2 separate regions of the Mus musculus genome follow, and region 1 is linked to region 2. Evidence: chromatin loops called from intact Hi-C (ENCODE). Cell type or tissue: heart. All regions are shown on one strand.

Evidence for each region. A loop is a pair of places that touch in the nucleus more often than their neighbours do. Peaks named below come from ENCODE experiments on the same cell type or tissue, not always from the same donor. Only the 100,000 strongest peaks of a DNase experiment are listed, where the experiment ranks them.
Region 1: a loop joins it to region 2, with 7 times the contacts of the local background. A loop is called at or near these places in 1 of 42 quality-filtered maps.

Annotation. Positions count from the first base shown.
Region 1 is chr3:34,005,635-34,010,634 of GRCm38, forward strand. It overlaps Gm46798 (a long non-coding RNA gene), which reads right to left. Exons shown (of 2, transcript XR_001783802.1): 2 at 3,170-3,367. Among named protein-coding and RNA genes, the nearest start is that of Gm46798, 3.7 kb to the right of the region's middle. In heart, no CTCF peak of the experiment used is centred here; a DNase peak (open chromatin) is centred at 2,737; H3K27ac peaks cover 714 bases.
Region 2 is chr3:35,489,606-35,494,605 of GRCm38, forward strand. No RefSeq gene overlaps it. Among named protein-coding and RNA genes, the nearest start is that of Gm38512, 86 kb to the left of the region's middle. In heart, no CTCF peak of the experiment used is centred here; no DNase peak of the experiment used is centred here.

The DNA of each region.
Region 1 (5,000 bases), 1.5 Mb before region 2:
TTGGTCTATCAGAAGTGTGAGCTACTTGGAGATGGCCATTTGTACAATGTCATTGTTTTTCTCAGCCATTAAGAGCACTGATTGCTCTTCCGTTGGGCGTGGGTTCAATTCCCAGCATGTACGTGTTGGCTCACAACCATCTGTAATTCCAGTCTCAGGAGACCCCACACTGTCTTTCAGCCTCTGTGGATACCAAGCATGCATGTGGTGCACAAGCATACATTCAGGCAAAATACCCACATACAAAAAATTATATAATAAAAGCAAGTATTAAAGAAATAGCCATTTGGGCCAACAAGATGACTCAATGATGGCTGTTGAGCTGAGCTTGCTCCTGGGACCTACATAAAGGTACAAGAGAGGAACAAACTTCACAAAGTTGCCTTCTGTTGTGCACACTCACCAAACATCATGTATAGGTACCCAGCAATAATAGTACATTTTATTAAAGTACCAGCCATTTTTCTTTCATATGGTTTATTTTTATTGCCATACCATCTTTTGATTATGCGCATGGAAAGTTTTCTCCTAGTGAGAAGTTTAAAATATTTAGTTAGGTACCCAGTCTTGAGCAGTGGCTTCTGGGTGCTAAGCTGTGGTGTAAAACCAAGGCACGAGGTGGGACTTTCAGTGGCAGACATGATTTGAAAGGGTAAAATCTCCCCCAGACAGTAGTGATGTTGCAGGACTCTTTCTGGAATAAGCACTGTGACACCAATGAGAGTGGAAGTGAGGAGATGTCATCGGGTGGGTGGAAGCCAGGACAGCTCCTGAAAGGCTTCCTCCCCAGGCTAGTTTATATTCCCATTCAGTACTCTAAAACCACAAGGTGGGGAGGGCAAGCAAGCAAGAATTTACAAAAGCTCACAGGGCAGCCAGCAGGTTGCTAAGGGCAACAGCCCATTGTCTCAGCTATTTCTTCAGGTCATTCTGTTCCAGGTAGCAGGTGAAGTCAGGCTTGACGAATAGGCAGTAGAAACAGTATTTTAAGTAACTAAAGAGATTAATAAATCAACATCCAATAGTTGGCCTTTTGTACCTTTTTCTACTTCAGTAAGATTGTGTGTTAACATGTGCAAGATTCTGAACTTAATCCCAAGAATTATTATAAAAAATGATTACACATATACCTGGCACTCTGTATCTATGGATTCCATGTGGTTTCAATCAAACTCAGTTCAAAAATAACTGTCAGAACTGGGATCTGCAGAAACTTTCTTGTCAATATTCGCTAAGCAAGATATTGGAACAACTCCTTATTTGCATAGCATTTCTATGGCATTGGTTACTTCACACTCCTCAGAGATGATTGGCTGCCCGTAACACAGGGCTTTTGATGGCTCAGCAGCTACTGCTGCTTGTCCCTGTAACAGCTCCCCAGACCTGAGGAGGCCCCAAGACCTTAGAACAACTGACTTACTCCATGATGGAAATACCATTCAGGCCATAAAACTCAGCATGTAGTAGACTACCCCACCTGCTGAAACGAAAACAAAGTCCATAGTTCTGAGATGGTCTCTAAATGTGCTAACCTTGCCTTTTGGCTTCCATAGTTCCCAGGCTAGTCACCAACTGGCTAATAAAGATTTTTTTTTTTTTTTTATTGGCTCAAACCTGCATCTGAGTAGTTTTCTCTGGTGGATCCCTGACAACAGTCGCCAAGACTGACCGCCTGAGTCTGATCCCCTCACATGGTAGATGAAGAGAATTGACCCCTACAAAAGTCCTATATGCTGCACCTGCCCCCCCCCCAACAAAAATAAACGTAATAAAAATTATATAAAGGATAGTGTATATGGATTACATGTAAATACCCCCTTCTTTTTTGTGAGGTACTGGGATACCTGCAGATTTGGGTGTTCTTGAGTACACTGGACCCAGCCCTCAGGGGTACTATAGGCCTGTGTCTCCCTCAGGGGTACTATAGGCCTGTGTCTCCCTCAGGGGTACTATAGGCCTGTGTCTCCTTGCTCAGTATTCATGATTATCTTCTTTGTCCTTGCTAGAAAATATTTTATTTTATTTTATGGCCTTCCCAGCCTTGAACAGGCTAAACAGACAGTGAGCGCTTGCCACAAAGGATATTATCAACCTTGGTAGAGTCACCTGCCTTACTTGCACGTGCAAGTTCCTACGGGAACTTAAAAGAATAGACTGCCCACTGACCTTGCTTTGCAAAACAATCCAGCTGAAACCAAAGGGTGGGGTCTGTGGGCTTGCCCTTTATAAACGCAGTGCTGAATTTTAAACTTGGAGCCTTGTCTCAACTTCATTCTTCTCTTAAAACCCCCACCACACTGCACTCCCCCACTCCCACACACACCCCCCTTCTCTTTTTCATTTCCAGTCCCCCTTTCAGGTAAACTCAGTTTGTTCATGGCCCCTGGACAGCTATATTATATTATTTTAAAATTTGAGACAGGGTCTCCCTATGTAGCCCTGTCTGGCCTGGAACTTGCTGTATAGACTAGGCTAGTCACAAACTCAGAGATTACTCTGCCTCTGTGAGATTAAAACTGTGAACAAGTCAAGCCTGATTTTGGAATAGATTTTGATGGAAACGGTAAAGGAAGTTTGTGCATTTGTCAAGCCAATTTCGGCTTCGGTGTTAAATAATCAGGCCTTTGAGGACTGATGCTAATAATAGTCACACGTAGTCCAAATGAGAAAAAGGACAGGTGGCCTGGTAAGTGGGCACGGCATGCTCCTGACACTCAGCACTCACTGGTCACCAACCCAGAAGCTCACCAAATCACAGGGTGGACAGTGTTTACGCAATTAGTCTCTAGGGCCCTTTCCCTCCATTCTGAAGGTCAGGGGGTTGGTCTGGTTGAAGTGCCTGTTTTAAATTATGCTTCTCCAGCCACTGAGTAGCTTTTTGCAAGATTTGGCACAACTTGTTCCAGGAGATTTTTTTTTGAAAACTCAAGAGTTATTTTAGACATCTCAAATTTTGATTTCTTGAGGAAAAAACAGTGTAGTCTCAATTAGACAAGTTTAATTTATTTTCAAGTGTACCACTTTGGGAAGATTTAAAATCAAGGTGGTGGGTAGTATATCCTTTTTATGTTTGCGGAAGTGAGGAATGCAATTTCCCCCATCTTCTGTAACATTTCAAAATACCTTTTCATTAAGACAACCTAAAGTAAAAATTCTGTCACAAAGCTGGTCAAAACCTAGCATTGTGTTTATTGAGCTGTGTGCATAGGCAGCAAAGGAAAATGACCTGGGCATGGTAGTAGATTGCACTTGGTGCTAGGGCAGGAGCATCACAAGTTGGAAGCCAGTCTGGGCTATGCAGTAAAAGAAACCCAGTCTCTAAAAGGGAGGTTTTGTGCGGAGTTGAGGACTCCATTGTGTCTCTACCCTAAGAAAGGAAAGAAAGAAAAAAAGTACCTGTTTATTGTAACCCTAGGTTCACACACAAACAGAGAAAAATGACCACAGATAGTTTAAAGTTGGGTTGTATCGTCACCACCACCACCATCACCACCACCATTATCATCATCATCATCGTCATCATTACCATTGTCATCATCATATAATCATCAATCACCCACCACCACCACCACCACCATCTTTGTGAATGACAGACATCTTTGAGTCGACATCTGGTTTCTTCTTCAAATATCCCCCACTTATTTTCTTATTACTGTGTGTGTATGATATATGGTGGAGGCTCACAAGTGCCACAGCACACATGGAAAGGACACAGGACAGATTTCAGGGGCCAGTCCTTCCCCTGAGTTTTCAAGGGATCAAACTCCAGTCTTCAGGCTTTGGCAGCAAGTGCTTTCACTGAGCCATCTTGCTGCCTGCCCCACTTTAGTTTTTGAGACTCACACTGAACCTGCAGGTTCCTGGTTGGTCTTTGCTGACTGAGCAGCAAGCCCAAGGCATCCTTTTTGTGTCTGATTCCCAGTGCTGGAACTACAGGTATTGAGGGCCATGCTCAGCTTTTATACCAGTGCCAGGATCTGAACTCATGTCCTCCTGATTGCATGGCAAGCACTTTACCAATGGAATGTAGTCTTCAGTTCCCCTTTATTGATTTTAGGATTGGGAGCCATTACTTCGTTCTGTAAATTACATTAAATGCTGTTTGATGAGCTGAGCAAACGAGCTGTCTTCTCTGTCTTATAGACAGAGAAGGTGTGGAGAGAGCAGAAACAAAGCACAAATAGAAGATCTGTCATTTCTGTCATTTCCCTCCCATGATGGGGACAGAGGATGAAAACAAAATCAGCCAAATGAACAAACAAATGACAAACGGGCATCAGATTATTCCAGGCTTCCTTTCATGAAGATGAAAGGTCACAACTGAAAGAGACATCCCCCTTCCAGGCTCTGGAGTACTGTAGAGGGTGGCCGCTTGGCTTCTGGATGAGTCAGTCAACAACTTAGCTTTGGTTTGAGGACATGGAACTTCAGTGTGGGTGATTCCAATTTGATTGTCAGCTTGTCTGTGTGGTCCAGTACAGGGCAAAGCCGTGGTGCCACCTACAATTTTTACTTAACTAAAATTCCACTGTGAGTTCAGTTTAATATGCAATTAAAAATTAATGGGGCTGATATTTATTTATTTATTTATTTATTTAGTGCTATTCTTTAGTGTAGAAAACTTGGAGTACATAAGAAAGCACAAAGAAAAACTAATTATAATGGCACTGCTCTATAGACCACAGTTAACATTTGGGTCCAAGCTCCCACGCCCCTTGGTGCAGGGATGAAACCAAGACTAGTTGAGTGTTCTACCACTGAGTTACACACTCACCCTGTAGAAGTCACTACAGCACATTTTCAGTTGTTGAATATACTATCTATGCTAACCGACTCCACGTATAGCTTTTGCTGGTCTGTTTTATATAGTTCAGTGGCTGGAATTTTATTGTATGAGTTAAAATATGCCTCTCTCCCCTGTGACCACTCTTTTTGCTTCTCTCTTTGTTCAGAGACAGAGTTTGATGGAGCCTAGACTGGCTTCAAACTTGTCGTGTAAC
Region 2 (5,000 bases):
GTTCCATCCCTGTGTGGTCCGTTCTACCCCTTCTCTTGGTGGCCCTTTCTTCTTCCTCCCTGCGCTCTACCCTGCCCCTAACCAAGAAGTCTTGCCTTTTTTTTATCCTGTTCAGCCATTGGTTGTTGGCTCTTTATTGATCAATCAAAACCAACTAGGGACAGGGACCTTCAGTGTTTGGACATGCAGATTCCTGTTTGGGGGTGGGGACAGCAAATTAAGACCAAGCATTAGAACCAATACTAACATCAATACACACACACACACACACACACACACACACACACACACACACCAAAGCAACACAAGAAAAAAGAAGCAGAAAAGGAGGAGGAAGAAGAGAATAAGTTATTGATTTATTGAGAGATAAGGATCTAGAAATTAACTAATTAAAATAAGTTAAATGTAACATTTTGTTTTTCGGAAAGAAGATGGAGAATAAATCTGTATGGATTTCTAAAGGCATTTCAAACAGTCGTGGAATGAAAATTTTAAAAACCAACCGACGTTCATCAAGAAGGTAAAAATGACTTGGTGCCAGAGTTGACTGTTTAGGGGTCTTTGGAGAATTGCCTCTGTATGCTTTACATGGGAAGCATGGGAACGCATTACCAGTCTGAAGCAGAATAAAAAACAAAAAACTGAAAATAGTGTACCATGACCATCCTCATAATGACGGCATCCAAAGGAGGACTTGATATCTTAATTGATGGGAAATGATTTTGAAAATCTTGGTCCCATTCTTCATCCCCTGTAATTAACTAATGTCCTCAGCAATGTTTTTTCTCAGCTAAAGTCCAATGCAGAAACAGCACAGTTACAGGACTTGCACATTTCTCAGGATGCTCTGAACTTTCCTAATTCCTGTTCTGCTTTAGCCTAAGCCATAGGCAATGGCAAAAATACATAAGGCATAAACACTGCCTCCAAATACAGCAACCTGGCTTCTCTGCTTCAGAAACCTAATGCCTTTGTAGTGCCAGGATGACGAGGGAGGCACTGTGTGTATTAAAAGGTAAGTGGCATGGATGAGAAGACTAGAGTCTAGAAGAGAGTGTACTCACTATACTTAATGTTGAAGCCAAACCAAGTCCCAAAAGATGGAGATTATAGAAGAGGAGCCCAGAGGTATTTCAATGAAGAAAAAATAATGAGGGAAGACACAGAAGTAAGAAATATTGTCCCAAACTCAGATCAGTGAACAGAGGGTATCTCTTCCATCCAAGGTGCATAAAAACAAGAGATGGTTAAAAAACAGAGTTGAATGAAGCCCCTACCAGAAACTGTGCATCATCTGACCCAAAATGTATCATTTTCCTCTCTATTGAAGAGAATATAGCATTTTTAATAGAAAAATAACACGAGGAATTAAAGAACGTATTTTCTCAGCCTCTCTTGCAGCTAGATATAACAACAGGCCAAATTCTGGTTATTGCGAAGAAAGAGAAAAGTGTTCTGAAAAATTATGATAGTTCCTCATAAGGAGAAGAAATGGCCCAGAGTACTGTCACCAACCCTTAGCCTAAGTCTGCAAGGAAGAATTTTGGTAGAGACACCTACAGAAAAATATGAAAAGATGAAGAACAAGTCCTTGGCCCTCCAAGCATAAAATGGCAGCCATAATATTTTGTGAACAGTCACACATAGATCATACCATTTTGGTAACCCAGTGACAATGACAACTTGAGAAGAAGGTAGCCTCTTCACACAAAGTGTTCTAACATTCTTGACAATCTACCAAGCAAGATTTGTGTGAGACTGCCAGAGCTATTCCCAGAATACTGTCAGGAATGAGCCCCACACAGAGGACCAGAGGGCTTGCTGCTGCTGCTGCTGGTGGTGGTGATGGTGGTGGTGGTGGTGGTGGTGGTGGTGGTGGTGGTGCTGCTGCTGCTGCTGCTGCTGCTGCTGCTGCTGCTCCTAGCATGTCAGAGAGTGATGATTCATTTTCATCATCAGCTTGACTAAGGCACATCTCAGGTGAGTCTATGAGGGTGATGCCAGGGCTTCACTGAGAAGGGAAAAGCAGCATCCCGTGGCATTGAATCTGTGGCTGAACAGGAGGAGTGAGGTAGAAAGCTGAGCACCAGTATTCCTCATTCTTAGCTTCCTGGTCCACGGGGAAGTGAGCAAGCAGCCTCATGTCCTGTTGTCATAGCTGTGAGGAGCTCCCAATGCCATGCCTTCTCCGCCATGATAGGCCATACCCTCAACCCACGAGGACTAAACATCTGGGGATGTTGTGAGGACTCCCACTTGCTGATGCACTGCTTCTACAATTTGCTCTTAAAGGACTATGAGTTGATTCTTAGCTGTTTGTGTCTGGTTGTCTTGGTCCGTTTTCTGCTGCTATTTCAGAACACCAGAGTCTGTAAACAGCAATTTAGTTCCTCACCGTGTTGGATGTTAGGGTATCCAAGATCAAGGTACCAGCAGCTGGTATCCTTGCAGAACTGAGGGGAGAGGGACGGGGAGGGGGTAGAGAGAGAGAACCACTGCCAGGCCTGTTTGTAGTCCCAACAATCCATTTGTAAATGGATTGTAAGTGTACCCATAAAGGGTACAACGTTTACGACCTAAATGCCTCCCACAAGGCCCGACTTACCAGCACAGTTTCAATGAAGATCAAGTTTGCAACACATTCATCTTAGAGCTCAATCAGGCCACGGCTTTGGTGTACCATTGTGATAAGCAGCCAAGTTCAAAATCCTGTTTGTGCTTTAAAATGAAAGCTACTATTCAGAGGTGCCTGGCTACTCTAAATGTAATGTTCCATGCTTCTATTTATGAAGCCCATGTATTTCAGATTATTCATTCTCCCAAGAGAAAGGGTTAGTTGACGCTGGGCTGGGCTGTAGCATGGTGGGTAGAGTGTCAACCCAGCATACTAGAGAACCTGGACTCAATTCCCAGTGCCACATGAGCCTGAAATCCCAGCACCTCTAGAGAAATAGGTAATTGTGGTTACTATTAAGGTGAATACGTTTATAGTAAATCAGAACAAACTAAACACAAAATTCCTTTGTTTGTTGTTATACTAACATTTTCCACACTCAAATGGGACCTTTAGCTAACCCAAAGGGAAAAAAATCTATATATTATTTGTGATCTTATAGTATCTATGTATGTACATAACCATTAGTATACTGGTTATTTCCCCCAAAATATTGTAGATCATTTCTCGAAACCTAAACAAACTGGAGTCGTTTTTAATTGTGTGTTTATAGGACATCCTGATAAATTAAAATTTCACACCATATTCATTGATTAGAATGATCTATTCAATGGTCATTTGGACCAGGTAACTTTTTAGCCAATTACTTTACACCTACTACGTGCACAGCCTTTCCCTGAATGCTTCGGTAAATTGATACTCACAGGGAACCCACTTGGAGTTCTTGCTCTGTGGTAACTCCTTCCTCCAGTATGCTTGCATTTCAGTTTATTTGTGCAAGAACTCCCACAAGGAAAGACCATTCTTTGAACTGAAGCTTGAGAAATAAGAAGATTTCCCACAAAGAATGAGGAAGACCAGAAAACAGTATCAGGCACAAACAAGAGGTAAAGAAGCTGCAGCTGGGCGTGACAACCATAGGGCAGGTGGAGGAGGATGGGCAGACAGGCTCGTCTGGAACCTTGGTCAGGAAGCTTAGGGATATGGAAATTTAAAGTAACTCTCTCTCTCTCTCTCATGTGTGATCTCATGTGTGTGTGTGTCCATGTATATGTGTGTGTGGTTAATGTGTGTAAATGTCCAGGCATACACACCCATGTGTGTGCACGTGGAGATCAGAGCAAGATGTTAGGTGTCTTCTCCTCTTGCTCTTATTCTTATTGCCTTGGGACAGGGTCTCTCCCTGCAGCCAAGGCTCACTAGTTCGAGCTCCCGGGATTCTCCTGTTACTGTGTTACAGATATGCACCGCCATGCCTGGGTGCTGGGGATCTAGACTCAGGTCCTCACCCTTGTCTGGTGGGTGGAATCTTAAGAGAAGCAACACACCAGAAGTTAGAGAGTGAATATCACCTTGTGGAATCAGGGTGACACCCCAGATGGCTTGATGGTGGCATAGAGTTGTAGTCTCTTTTGAAGCACCTACAGAGTGTGAGGCACTGACCCGGACTCTAAAGATGCAAGGCCAAGGACAGAATGCATTCCTTATGAAAGCACACAGCTTGGGGTAAAGAGCAACACCCATGCATCAGCTGTGGTTTGGACAGGTGGATGCGTTGGCTTGGGAATGCCGGAGGTCCTTCCGCACGGTAAGAGGATAGTGTGTTTCAGTGAACTGCAGCTTTGGAGGAGAGGGCTCTGGGAGATGAAACAGGTGAGAATCCAGCAGGAAACATCAGAGCAGCATGTGCAGATGTGCCCTGTGTTGGGAGGATGCACATGCTCCAGGAGTGCAGAGGGAAGGCTTGTTTTCCTTTCCAGACTTTGTGCTTCTCTCTCTCTCTTGGTAAACTGCACCTCTCTCTCCCCACAGAAGTACTCAGAAAGAGATGGTGGTGGAGGGATGGAATTAGAATAAAAGCAAAAACCAAGGAGAAGCAGAACTTTTGAGAGAAGAAAATAAGCAGAAAAGTATCGAGAAGAATGTGAGCATGGTAGGAGGGACAGAGGCCAGGGCAAGGGCACACAGGACAGGACAGGGGACAGAGGCCAGGGCAAGGGCACACAGGACAGGACAGAGGTTAGGGGACAGAGGTCAGGGAAAGGGCACACAGGACAGGACAGGGGACAGAGGGCAGGGCAAGGGCACACAGGACAGGACAGGGGACAGAGGCCAGGATAAGGACACACAAGACAGGACAGGGGACAGAGGCCAGGGCAAGGAATTTCAGTGGCAGGACACACATACACACACAGCATAACACACAAAGATACACATCATGTACATACAACATAAACATCACACACCACTACACACACACACACACACACACACACACCTAACACCTAACACCACATACACATAACACACACCTCATACACACACA